Linked DNA regions of Homo sapiens: region 1 is linked to region 2. A link is an interaction called in ENCODE POLR2A ChIA-PET data of the cell type or tissue named here. Cell type or tissue: Panc1. All regions are shown on one strand. Links, peaks and the distances in the headings refer to the core of each region. The heading gives the core; the rest is flanking DNA. Region 1 has its middle 14 kb from the start of REV3L. Region 2 overlaps REV3L (REV3 like, DNA directed polymerase zeta catalytic subunit).

The links. ChIA-PET counts read pairs that join two places held together with the same protein. Peaks named below come from ENCODE experiments on the same cell type or tissue, not always from the same donor. Only the 100,000 strongest peaks of a DNase experiment are listed, where the experiment ranks them.
Region 1: POLR2A ChIA-PET joins it to region 2 with 6 read pairs; 3 of 35 experiments call an interaction of 5 or more read pairs at or near these places.

Annotation. Positions count from the first base shown.
Region 1 is chr6:111,494,717-111,500,105 of GRCh38, reverse strand. It overlaps TRAF3IP2-AS1 and the pseudogene LOC107986520. Among named protein-coding and RNA genes, the nearest start is that of REV3L, 14 kb to the right of the region's middle. In Panc1, for the core only: no CTCF peak of the experiment used is centred there; no DNase peak of the experiment used is centred there; H3K27ac peaks cover 2,557 bases.
Region 2 is chr6:111,320,512-111,325,900 of GRCh38, reverse strand. It overlaps REV3L (REV3 like, DNA directed polymerase zeta catalytic subunit), which reads left to right. Exons shown (of 32, transcript NM_001372078.1): 26 at 3,223-3,332. Among named protein-coding and RNA genes, the nearest start is that of SLC60A2, 64 kb to the right of the region's middle. In Panc1, for the core only: no CTCF peak of the experiment used is centred there; no DNase peak of the experiment used is centred there.

The sequences.
Region 1 (5,389 bases), core at 101-5,100, 170 kb before region 2:
CTGTTAATTTTCATTTTTAGTAAGTTCCCAGGTGATGCTGATGCTGCATCAGTGACCACACCTTGAGAACCACACTTCTAGTTCCATATTTCCAACTCCCTAACAGTTTTCTCCTAGTTATCCATAAGTGCTTCAAATATCACATACAATGTCAATTAGGGTAGTTTTTGTTTTGTTTTGTGTTGTTTTTAATACTGTAACCACTAGTAACTAACAGTCTAACTAATGCAAAAGAAAGATTTATCAGGAAGCTCACTAAAGACTGCAGAACCATGTTCCAAATAAAAAGATAACCAGAAACTAGACTACTTGACAGTAGGAGCATTACCCCTAAGTCTGAAGTAAACTGAGTGTTTGTTGTTTTTGAATCCCTCAGTTCAAAAGTCAATTCCAAATGAGAGTCACCTATCTATCCCTTCGTTGTACCAAGGGAGAGACAGAAAGGATTATGGTGGAAGTAGCCACCAAGGACTCCTTTTCTTTCACATTGTCTTAGTTCAGGCCCTCTTAATTAAGCAGGTAGATTACTACGACAGCCTCTTAACTAGTTTTCTTGCCCCTAACATAACCTCCAATTCATTCTCCACATCATCTTCAGTTATCTCTTTAAGACACATGTCATTTTCTTCTTTGCCTTATCTGGTGCAGTATTCATGTCTTATCTTGTTTTAAGTAATAAATTGCTTTTCTCCATATACAAGTGGTTGCAATATTTTTGCCTTAGCTGACACAAAAAATGGAAAAGCAGTTTGAGAGGGTAGGAAACACAGCCCATTGTAAACTGAGGATCTAATCACCTAGTAATCAGGCAAGAGTCAGAAGCAGAGTACCAAATTTTGGATAGAGACCCCTCAAGGAGGCTTTAAGATATCAAGTCTCTCACTAGACTGAAAACTCCCTCATGGCAAGGATCTAGTTCTCACTCTTTCCCCAGCACCTAGCTCAGCACCTCACAAATAACAAGATTTAATGACATGAAGAAAGTCATCTCCAGACCCTCCCCTACTTTAAATTACTAGCTTACAGTCTCTGCCTGCATATCACCTCACCACCAAATCCTTCCTACATACCACTGCTAAATCAAGCCAATTATCATTTCATTTCCTGCTCAAAACCTTCTGACTGTCCAATACATGCTCGCCAACTCTAAACTCTTCACCATTCAAAGCCTTCCAGAACTTGGTTCTAACCAATTTTTCTAAGCTTTCTTCCACTCCTCATTACACTGTCAGTCTGGATAAATAAGGTTTAACATAACATTTTTCCTGTTCTTGTTGGTTCCAGTTTTTGTAGTATCTGTCTTCCATGATGTCTCCCCTATCTTACCGTCAAAATCTAGTTAAGATGCCACCTGTCAGTGACCTACCACTCTAGGTTATTGGTAACGTATCCTCGTACCCTATGCTCCTTAATTACTTAAGGATCTATTTGAAGCTTTTGTTAATTACTGTCCTGTTCGTATATATAACTTCTAGTAGTTGAACACATACTATCTTAAATTATAATTATGTAGTTGTATTATTTGTCCTACCAGATTTTAAGAGACTTAAGAGCTTTCTGCCACTAATCTTCTATATCCCCAGAAACTTCTGTAGTGCCTTATACATAGTGGGCAATAAGTAAAATCTGTTAAAAAGATGAATAAATGGATGTTTATAATACAGCACTAGTGTTTGGGGCTGGTCCCTTGAGGTAGCCAGCCTGTGACTGTGCCAGGGATTTCTGAGCTGCTGAAATCAGAGGGTAATAAATCCTGGCAGCTTGGAACTGGATGGTGAGTCTAAATCAAAGATCATCAGGTTGAATGGAGATTCAAATGCCAGGAACAAGCATCAAGTGAAAAGGTCCAAAAGACAGAACCTGAGATGAAATGTAGAGCAAAGGGTATGGAATCAGGCAGAGACACAGTAAAGGCAACAGTCGTCATAACATATTGATGAGGATCTGAATGGTGGACTTTGGAGCGGGGGCCATGCAGTGCACTCATCAAGGTGAGTGGTTTGTTGGTAAAATAATCACCTAAAAATTGGAAGTTAGGTTGGCATCCAATTATCATCTCTAGCAAAGAAACACATATATGAAAATAAAAAATTTATAATAGCAAATATAGAGAAATTAAATAGAACCTGCTTTGAGAGGTGGATTTCATTTGAGCTTCATTTTGTTGCTTCTGCCCTGTCACCTTAATTTGTTTCACACATTTGCACAAGTTCACATACAAGTTGTATTTTTTGATTCCTTTATATTATGGAAAAAGAAAAACACATTTTAAAAGAGATAACATCACAGCACCCAACATCAATACAAAAACTCAGAACTTATTTTTACTGTATTTTTTAGATTTTTAATCTTTCAGCGAAGCTGCAATAACAGTGTACATAATAACCACTGATTTTTCTACATGAACTGTTCACAGACTAGAAAATTCTGAGATTTTATAAAAGTTTAAAAATCCTTAAAAATGTTTAAAAAACCCTAATTATGAGAAGTACATATTCTGTTATCAAAAATCCTAAAAAGTTTAATTCCAACAGCTACCTTGCCCTATAAAACATTTGTTTGCCTGTCAATCTGTGAGGTTGGATCGAGCAACTCTGTCCCACACAGCGTTTTCTTGTACTCATTAGTAGTAAGCATTGTGGCAAAGACTAATGTCCTCATGAAAAAGACAGCAAAATTCACTTTAAGTTCTTCTGTACAGGTGCAATAGTCCTCTGAATAAATTGTAAAAATTAAAAAAAAATTTTTTTTTGACACGATCTCACTCTGTTTCCCAGGCTGGAGTGCAGCGGTGTGATCATGGCTCACTGCAGCCTTGATCTCCTGGGCTCAAGCAATCCTTCCACCTCAGCCTCCCCAGTAGCTGGGACCACAGGTGCACACCACCACACCTGGCTAGTTTTTTTATTATTATTTATGGAGATAGAGTCTCACTATGTTGTCCAGGCTGGTCTCAAACTCCTGGCTTCAAGGGATTCTCCCACCTCAGCCTCCCAAAGTGCTGAGATTACAGATGTAAGCCACCATACCTGGCCGGAATTTTGTTATTTTGATTTAAATGCTGAATGAAGTAAGTTTTAAAGCCTATATTATTCTTCCTGATATAACTGACAGAAGGATAAGTTCTCATATTAGGTTCTTTAAAAGTTAATATATTTGGTGGCAACACAGAAGAATAGGAAGATCGCTTACCAAGGAGGTAGGTAACCTGGATCTCACTTACTCTATGGGGTCTTAGGCAAGTCATTTACTTTCTCTGAGTCTCAATTTCTTCATTATAAAATCTAAAGACTTGGATTATTTCAATGGTCTTGACAGGAAGACTGCACTGGAATTGCCTGTGGGCATTCTGACTTGGTAGATATGAGAAGAAAGGGCCTAGATAAATGTATCTTTACAACGTCTCATAAATGATTCTGATGCATATTACTGGTTAAGAACCAATGGTATAAATAATTTCTTGGGTTATTTGAAATTCTAAGAATCTACTTTTTACATCCAATCAACGGAATTTTTAAAACTCCTACCTTTCACTATTACATCATTCTTCTTGATGAATAAGTATATTTTAGGAAATGGAGAAGCTGCCTCTAAATTGTGAATAGCTTACTGTTATTGAGTGCTTAGCAGTCTAAGGTGTTAACTCATTTAATATATGTAATTCAATCTTCACAACAACACTAAGAGGTAGGTACTACTATTATTATCTGTTTATTACAGACAGGAAAAATGAGGCACAGAAAGTAATTTGCCCAAGTTATGGAGCAGGTAAGTAGGGAAATTGGGCTGCAGAGTTTAAACACCAGAATGCTCTACTATTATTCAATAAATGACCTATATATACCAATAAGCCCCATCACTATTCCCCACCCGAATAGTGCTGTTTTCCCTGCTACTACAGGGGAAAAAAGGGGTATGTTTTTAGACAATCTTTGAGAGCAGAAGGGAGAAGCTGGGAAACTCAAGAATGAAAAAACTCAAGGGACCTGGGCCTAAGACCTCTGGCCCTGAATTACAACTAGAGACTACTTTGATTTACAAAAGCCTCTTTAAATAGGGTGACTATTTTTAGGAGTTATTTTCCTTCAGTTATCATTTCATCCCATGATGTCTAAGACATGCTCTTTTTGATTGAATAAATATTAATTTTAAAAAATATTAGAAATGTACCTTATCAGATGAACTAGACCCAAAACTGTAAAGCAAAACAGGAAAGGATAAAAGCTATGTTAGAGTCAAAGGGAATGATAATCAAATGATTCAGCCTATTGTTAATTTTGGGTATGCAAAGGAGAATTATAACACCATACTTTGGCATAAGGTAGAGATTAATCCATAACACGGTATAACCTTCCCTTCCCAACAGTATTAGATGGGCTGTCTACTTGGGTGATGAATTTACTCAGGATGAGGGCAGGAATTCAGGTGAAGGAGAAAGACTGTAAGCCAAGTGTCAAAGTCTTTAACATCTTTAATAAATTAAGTCTTGAAAGACTATGAATATGCTAAGTACAGGGGAGCAGATATTCTAGAATGAGGATCCTTCTCTTTTCTCTATGAGCTTTCAGTCTAAAAACATGTTATACAAATGCAGAAGTAAGCAGCCTCCTAAGAAAAATGAGTAGTGTTTTCCTTCATTCATAAAACTAATCTTTATACTGCTTTGCAGACTTGGCAAGAACCTCTGGTTCACATTTTCATCCAAAGGCTAGATTTTCCCCACTAAAGAGGAATGGAGAATGAAATTACCTGCTAATTCAAGCAAGAAAAATATCAGCTCTTATTCTCATAAATTTGTGAAAATAAATTACAACTAGATTGCCCCAGTTCTGATTTGAAAACATCTGGTGAGACCACTAGGTATAGTTTCTCACTACTTTTTTTTTTTTAAAGTGTAAAAACACACATATTCAAAGGTTTTAAAAATAATCTTAAAAGAACAGAGTAGCATGCTATTTCCTGACAGGCTGACCTTTACACAAAGAATGTTCACTTTCAACAAACTGAAAATTACTCTTACTGATGGCTTCAGAATATCACTGTCTACCTCAGAAAGCGGAATGTTTTGTACAAATCATAAATAAGTGGCTAGACGGACACTATTTGGTCATCAAATGATCAATGTAGAGGGCAGGGGGAAATTATTTCTGCAGTACCAACCATATATCTGGTACTGTGCAAAGGGAAAAAGGAAATGGGCTGGGAATGGTGGTTCATGCCTATCATCCCAGCACTTTGGGAGGCCCAGCTGGGAGGATCCCTTGAGCCTAGGAGTTTAAGACCAGCCTGGGCAACATTGGGAGACTCCATCTCTACAAAAATAAAAAAACTGGTGGCAGGAGCCCATAGTCCCAGCTACTCAGGAGGCTGAGGCAGGAGAATGGTGTGA
Region 2 (5,389 bases), core at 262-5,261:
TTAATGAGTACAAAAATACAATTAGAATGAATAAAATATAGTATTTAGTAGCACAGTAACTATAGTGAACAGCAACTTATTGTATATTTTTAAATAACTAAAAGAATGGAATTGAAATGTCTAACACAAATAAATGATAAATGCTTGAGGTGATGGATATCCCAGTTACCCTGATTTGATCATTACACATTGTCTGCCTGTGTACATCATATGTACCGCATATACGTATATATACAACAGTTATGTATCCAGAATAATTAAAAGCTTTTAAAAGCGGGAGGCAAATGGATTACTGACTGTGGTCTCCTGCTTTCCTTCAGAGAACACACAATCAAAAAAGTACTAGATCTGGACTATCATAGAGAAAGATGAGACTTTGTAAGCATATAAGGAGAATATGGAGAATAAATAAATGTAGCTAATAGTTGTAGGTTAATGTCTCTGTCTCAGTACCATCATAGAGAAAGACAAGACTTGGTAAGCAAAAATTCCTATGAAGAGAATATGGAGAATAAAGTAGCTAATAGTGGAGGTTAATGTCTCTGTCTCAGTTGGACTTACTTCATAAATTAAAATTTTTATATGTTGACAGTTTTCTACTAAATTATTGGTCATTCATATTTATGATAAAGGTATATTTGTGCCTTTTAAAAAATTGTCTGAACTTTATTTCTTCCTTTTTATGTCTTTTCAGGGAATTAATTTTTACTTAAAACATTTGTTTTTATTAAGACTTTTGAGGCCAGGTGCAGTGGCTCACGCCTGTAATCCCAGCACTTTGGGAGGCCAAGGCGGGTGGATCACGAGGTCAGGAGACCAAGACCATCCTGGCTAATGCGGTGAAACCCCGTCTTTACTAAAAATACAAAAAATTAGCCGGGCGTAGTGGCGGGTGCCTGTAGTCCCAGCTACTTGGGAGGCTGAGGCAGGAGAATGGCGTGAACCCGGGAGGTAGAGGTTGCAGTGAGCCGAGATTGCGCCACTGTACTCCAGCCTGGGCGACAGAGTGAGACTCCATCTCAAAAAAAAAAAAAGACTTTTGAGCATCCCCAATCATGGCCTAAATTGTGAAACCATTTCTTTTCCTCTTTTAAATCCTCTCTTAGCCCTTTAATGAAGTAATGCTTTTCAGGTTAGGAACCTTGGCACAAAGTAGCAGAATCTGTTAATTTAATTACTTCTCCTTCCCTCTTCCGCCTCCCCCTCACTCTAGTGCTGCTGAATTCTTCTTATTATGTGGTCTTCAGGGGTAACTGCAGAGTTCTGACTCTTTGGGGTATAACTTAAATGCGCCAGAGTAAGAGCATTAGGCAGACATTTAAGACCACTATGTATATGTTCGAGTATATACTTGTAAGTATACATCTCAGAAGTATATTTGACTTTGACACTAAAATGGCTTGCTTATGCAGCTCTTTTTCCTCACATATTTAAAAGTTGACCTTGTTTGAAAGTGGCAGTAGGTAACAGAACATTTTATTCAATTTGAGTTTCCATTAGATAACATGATTTTTGTAATGTATTAAGTTACAGTTTACATTCTCAAGATTTTCTGATGTACTAGAGGTCTCAGCAGAATTCATAATCTTAATTTAAAACCTAAGGCCAGGCATGGTGGCTTACACCTGTAATTACAACACTTTGGGAGGCTGAGGCGGGTGGATCATTTGAGGCCAGGAGTTCCAGACCAGCCTGGCCATCATGGCAAAACCCTGTCTACTAAAAATACGAAAAATAGCTGGGCATGGTGGCACACTCCTGTAATCCCAGCTATTCGGGAGACTGAAGCACGAGAATTGCTTGAACCCAGGAGGCAGAGGTTGCAGTGAGCCAAGCTCACACCACTGCACTCCAGCCTGGGTGACAGAACGAGACTCTGTCTCAAAATAAGTAAATAAATCAGAATAAATAAATAAATAAATCCCAACTCGTTTCTACTACTAGTTTTATTATTTATTCCTTTGTTCATGTACTTAATATGTCCTTTGTAATGCAATTTTAAATAGCCTTTTAAATACTATTCAATCCTATATTTAGTAATTCAAATTTTACAGTAAAGGGAGAAGGATGATTATTGCTATTGTTTGCTTCTTAACAAAAAAAAATGTGCAGTTTGCGTTTTAAAATTGCAAAAGGAATGCTCCATTTATGTTTTATGTTGAATGGCAATTTTTCCCACTCTTAGCTTTAATGAGTTTAATAAATAAAACAGCATTGTTATATAGTCTCCTTAATTTACTTAACTGTAAAATCTCATTAGCATGCTTCTCATATTTGTCAAGGCCCAGCATCTTTTTGTTTTGTAAACTCATGCTGTGGTCACTGTTAAAATTCACTAATCACCAATGAGTAAAACCTTCCTAGATATATATCTACCTATTTAATTTAAATTGAACAGTTTTAATATATTTCCCATCATATAATTAGATACATTTTTCTTTGTATAACTAGTGACAAGATTGAAGTTCAGCATTAACTTTAATGATATTGAAAGACATTATCATCAACACTTCAACAGAAAAATTTTGAGAGATACACGTACATATACTCATGCACCCACAAAGAGTGCTTTTCTGCCTGATGAGTTGTAAGGGCACATAAGAAAGTTGAATAGGTCGGGCACGGTGGCTCACGCCTATAATCCCAGTACTTTGGGAGGCCGAGGTGGGTGGATCACGAAATCAGGAGTTCAAGACTAGCCTGGCCAATATGGTGAAACCCCATCTCTACTAAAAAATACAAAAATTCTCTGGGTGTGGTGGCGTGCGCCTATAGTCCCAGCTACTCAGGAGGCTGAGGCAGGAGAATCGCTTGAACCCAGGAGGCAGAGGTTGCAGTGAGCCAAGATTGTGCCACTGCACTCTAGCCTGGGTGACAGAGTGAGACTCCTCAAAAAAAAAAAAAAAGTTCTTGAATAAAGAAGGATTATTCTTCCAAGAATCCAACGTAGCTGAGTACCTTGTAACAAGTGCAGTCCACTTACTGTTATACTCAAAGACAAGTTTGTATATTGATTGGTTCTTTCAAATTCTTCACCTCAGTTTCTTCTTGAGTACTTGTAGAAAGAATGATGATACTGATGGCTATTTTGATTTCTTTTTTACGTTCTTTTCTCGTTTCATTTCTGGAAATATTTAGTAATTAAATGTATTATATGTTAAAGTCTGTTAACTTATACTGAGCTATGTTAAGAAATTATTTCCAATGTGTTTGTACCAACAGGTTGGCGATAGTATTGTTCACAAAGCCAGAGAGACCTTGGAACGAGCTATTAAACTGGTGAATGATACCAAGAAATGGGGGGCTAGGGTTGTATATGGCGATACTGACAGGTAATGGGTTTTTGGTTTTGTAGTTGTCTTTTGCATCTCTCTAGATCTTCATTTCAGTGTTTAAAATGGCTTAAGGGAATCTTTTCTAAAAACAGAGTTCTGTCTGAGTCCTTTCCAGTCCTTACGATCTCATGATCAGAGTTAACACAGATCCTGATTTACCAGATAGGATCGTAAGAGACAGTTTGTGTCCTGAGCCACAAACTGAAGATACCTATGGCTTCCCTCCAGGTAGCTCTAAGCCAAGTAGATAGTGATCTGTAAACTAACTGTGTACACAGGAGTCTAGTTTATTTAAAGAAACTACTTTTAATGTGAATAATTCCTCTAATATAGCTGTAACTCTCTGAATTTAAGTGTATATCTTAAAATAAACTGTTTTTGAAGGACAATTGCCAGAACTGTGAATGGTTAACTTACCACTCGGCCCCAGAATATGTTGACCTTCTAAGAGAAGTGCATATAGGCAAATACAGTTTTCCATTTGATTCCAGAGGGTCCACAGACTTCCTCAAGCCTATTATTTATGGATTGGCAAATAATGTGCCTGCATTTGAAGGCACGTTATTAATAATGTAAGTTATTAACACCAGCTTGCATGCTTCCTGCTTGCTGTGATATTTTTCAGGTTTCAGTTATTTATGTAACATCTTTTTTGCATGGCTTATTGAAATTCTTCTAGAATGTAGGCACTATTCAAATTTCTTACAGTGAAATTTTTTCCATATTGGGGACGTAGAGTCACAGTGTGATCATGCTAAGAGCACTTGCTTCAAGACCTCTGATCTCTTTACAGTCCAACAGAGCAATAGGAGATAATGCTTCTGATCATTAAATAGCTTATAAGTAATCTTTGAACAGCATTTAATCTTATCCAGTTCTTTAAAATGTTCATACAGACAGCATAATCATATTAATGCTGAATGAGACCTTGCCTTATAGAGCAGCTGTTTCATTACCAGCCGGTGGGGATAGTTTCAAATTATCCAGGCCCTAATTATCCATATTCTCTCCTGTTGCTCATCAAAAGCCACTTCTTAGTTTGGCTTTGGTTATTTTATTGTTCTATGAAACTACTTCTGCTGGGTATTCCAGCAAAATAAGAGTTACTAAAATAAGTTCTCCACTTGTTAGCAGAACTCCTTAAAAAATATTTAGGGAAAAATGTTAATCCTTTAACTTACTGATTTTAATTCAGGGGCTATCCATGTTGTTGACAACACCCAGAAGTCAGCATGATTCTGATTGTAGTTATATTATTTACCCTTTAAGATCTGTAAGAAGTCAAGCTACAAAAAATAATAGACTCACAGAATGTCAGAGCCGGAAGGGATTTTGATATTATTTAGGCCAGCAGTTTTCATACTTGGGGAGAGCTTAGAATGTGCCTCAAGTGATGCTTATTAAGAACAAATTTCCCTAGGATAAGAAATTTAAGATCTTGCAACTAGTCAGTAAAGAGCCATAAATTGATATTCAGTGTTTTGATTCCTAGCTGATGCTTTCTCTCTACATCAGATTTTATAGTTATTATATGATTCCAGTCAAAGGAAATTTACTTGCAATGTCATTAAAACTTTTGATCACCATTCACTACCTGATACATTCAACAAACATTGGCCAGGCGTGCTGCCTCATACTTGAAATCCTAGCACTTTGGGAGGCCAAGGCAGGTGGATTGCTTGAGCCCAGAAGTTTTAAGACCAGCTTGGGCAACAAAGTGCAACCCTGTCTCTACAAAAAATTTAAAAATTAGCCGGACATGGTGGTGTGCACCTGTACTCCTAGCTGCTTGGGAGGCTGTGAGGTGGGAAGATCGCTTGAACCCAGGAGTTCAAGGCTGTAGTCAACCATGATCATGCCACTGCACTCCAGCCTGGATGACAGAATGAGACCCTGTCTCAAAAACAAGAAACCCAAACGTTTAGTGACATCTGTATGAGAGCAATTCACAACAGTGTCACCCTGGCAGAATACAAGTAAGTTCTTGAAGGAGGACACAAAAAAGTCAGTACCATAGTTTTTGGCCCCACAGTGCCCAGACCTACCCAACAATA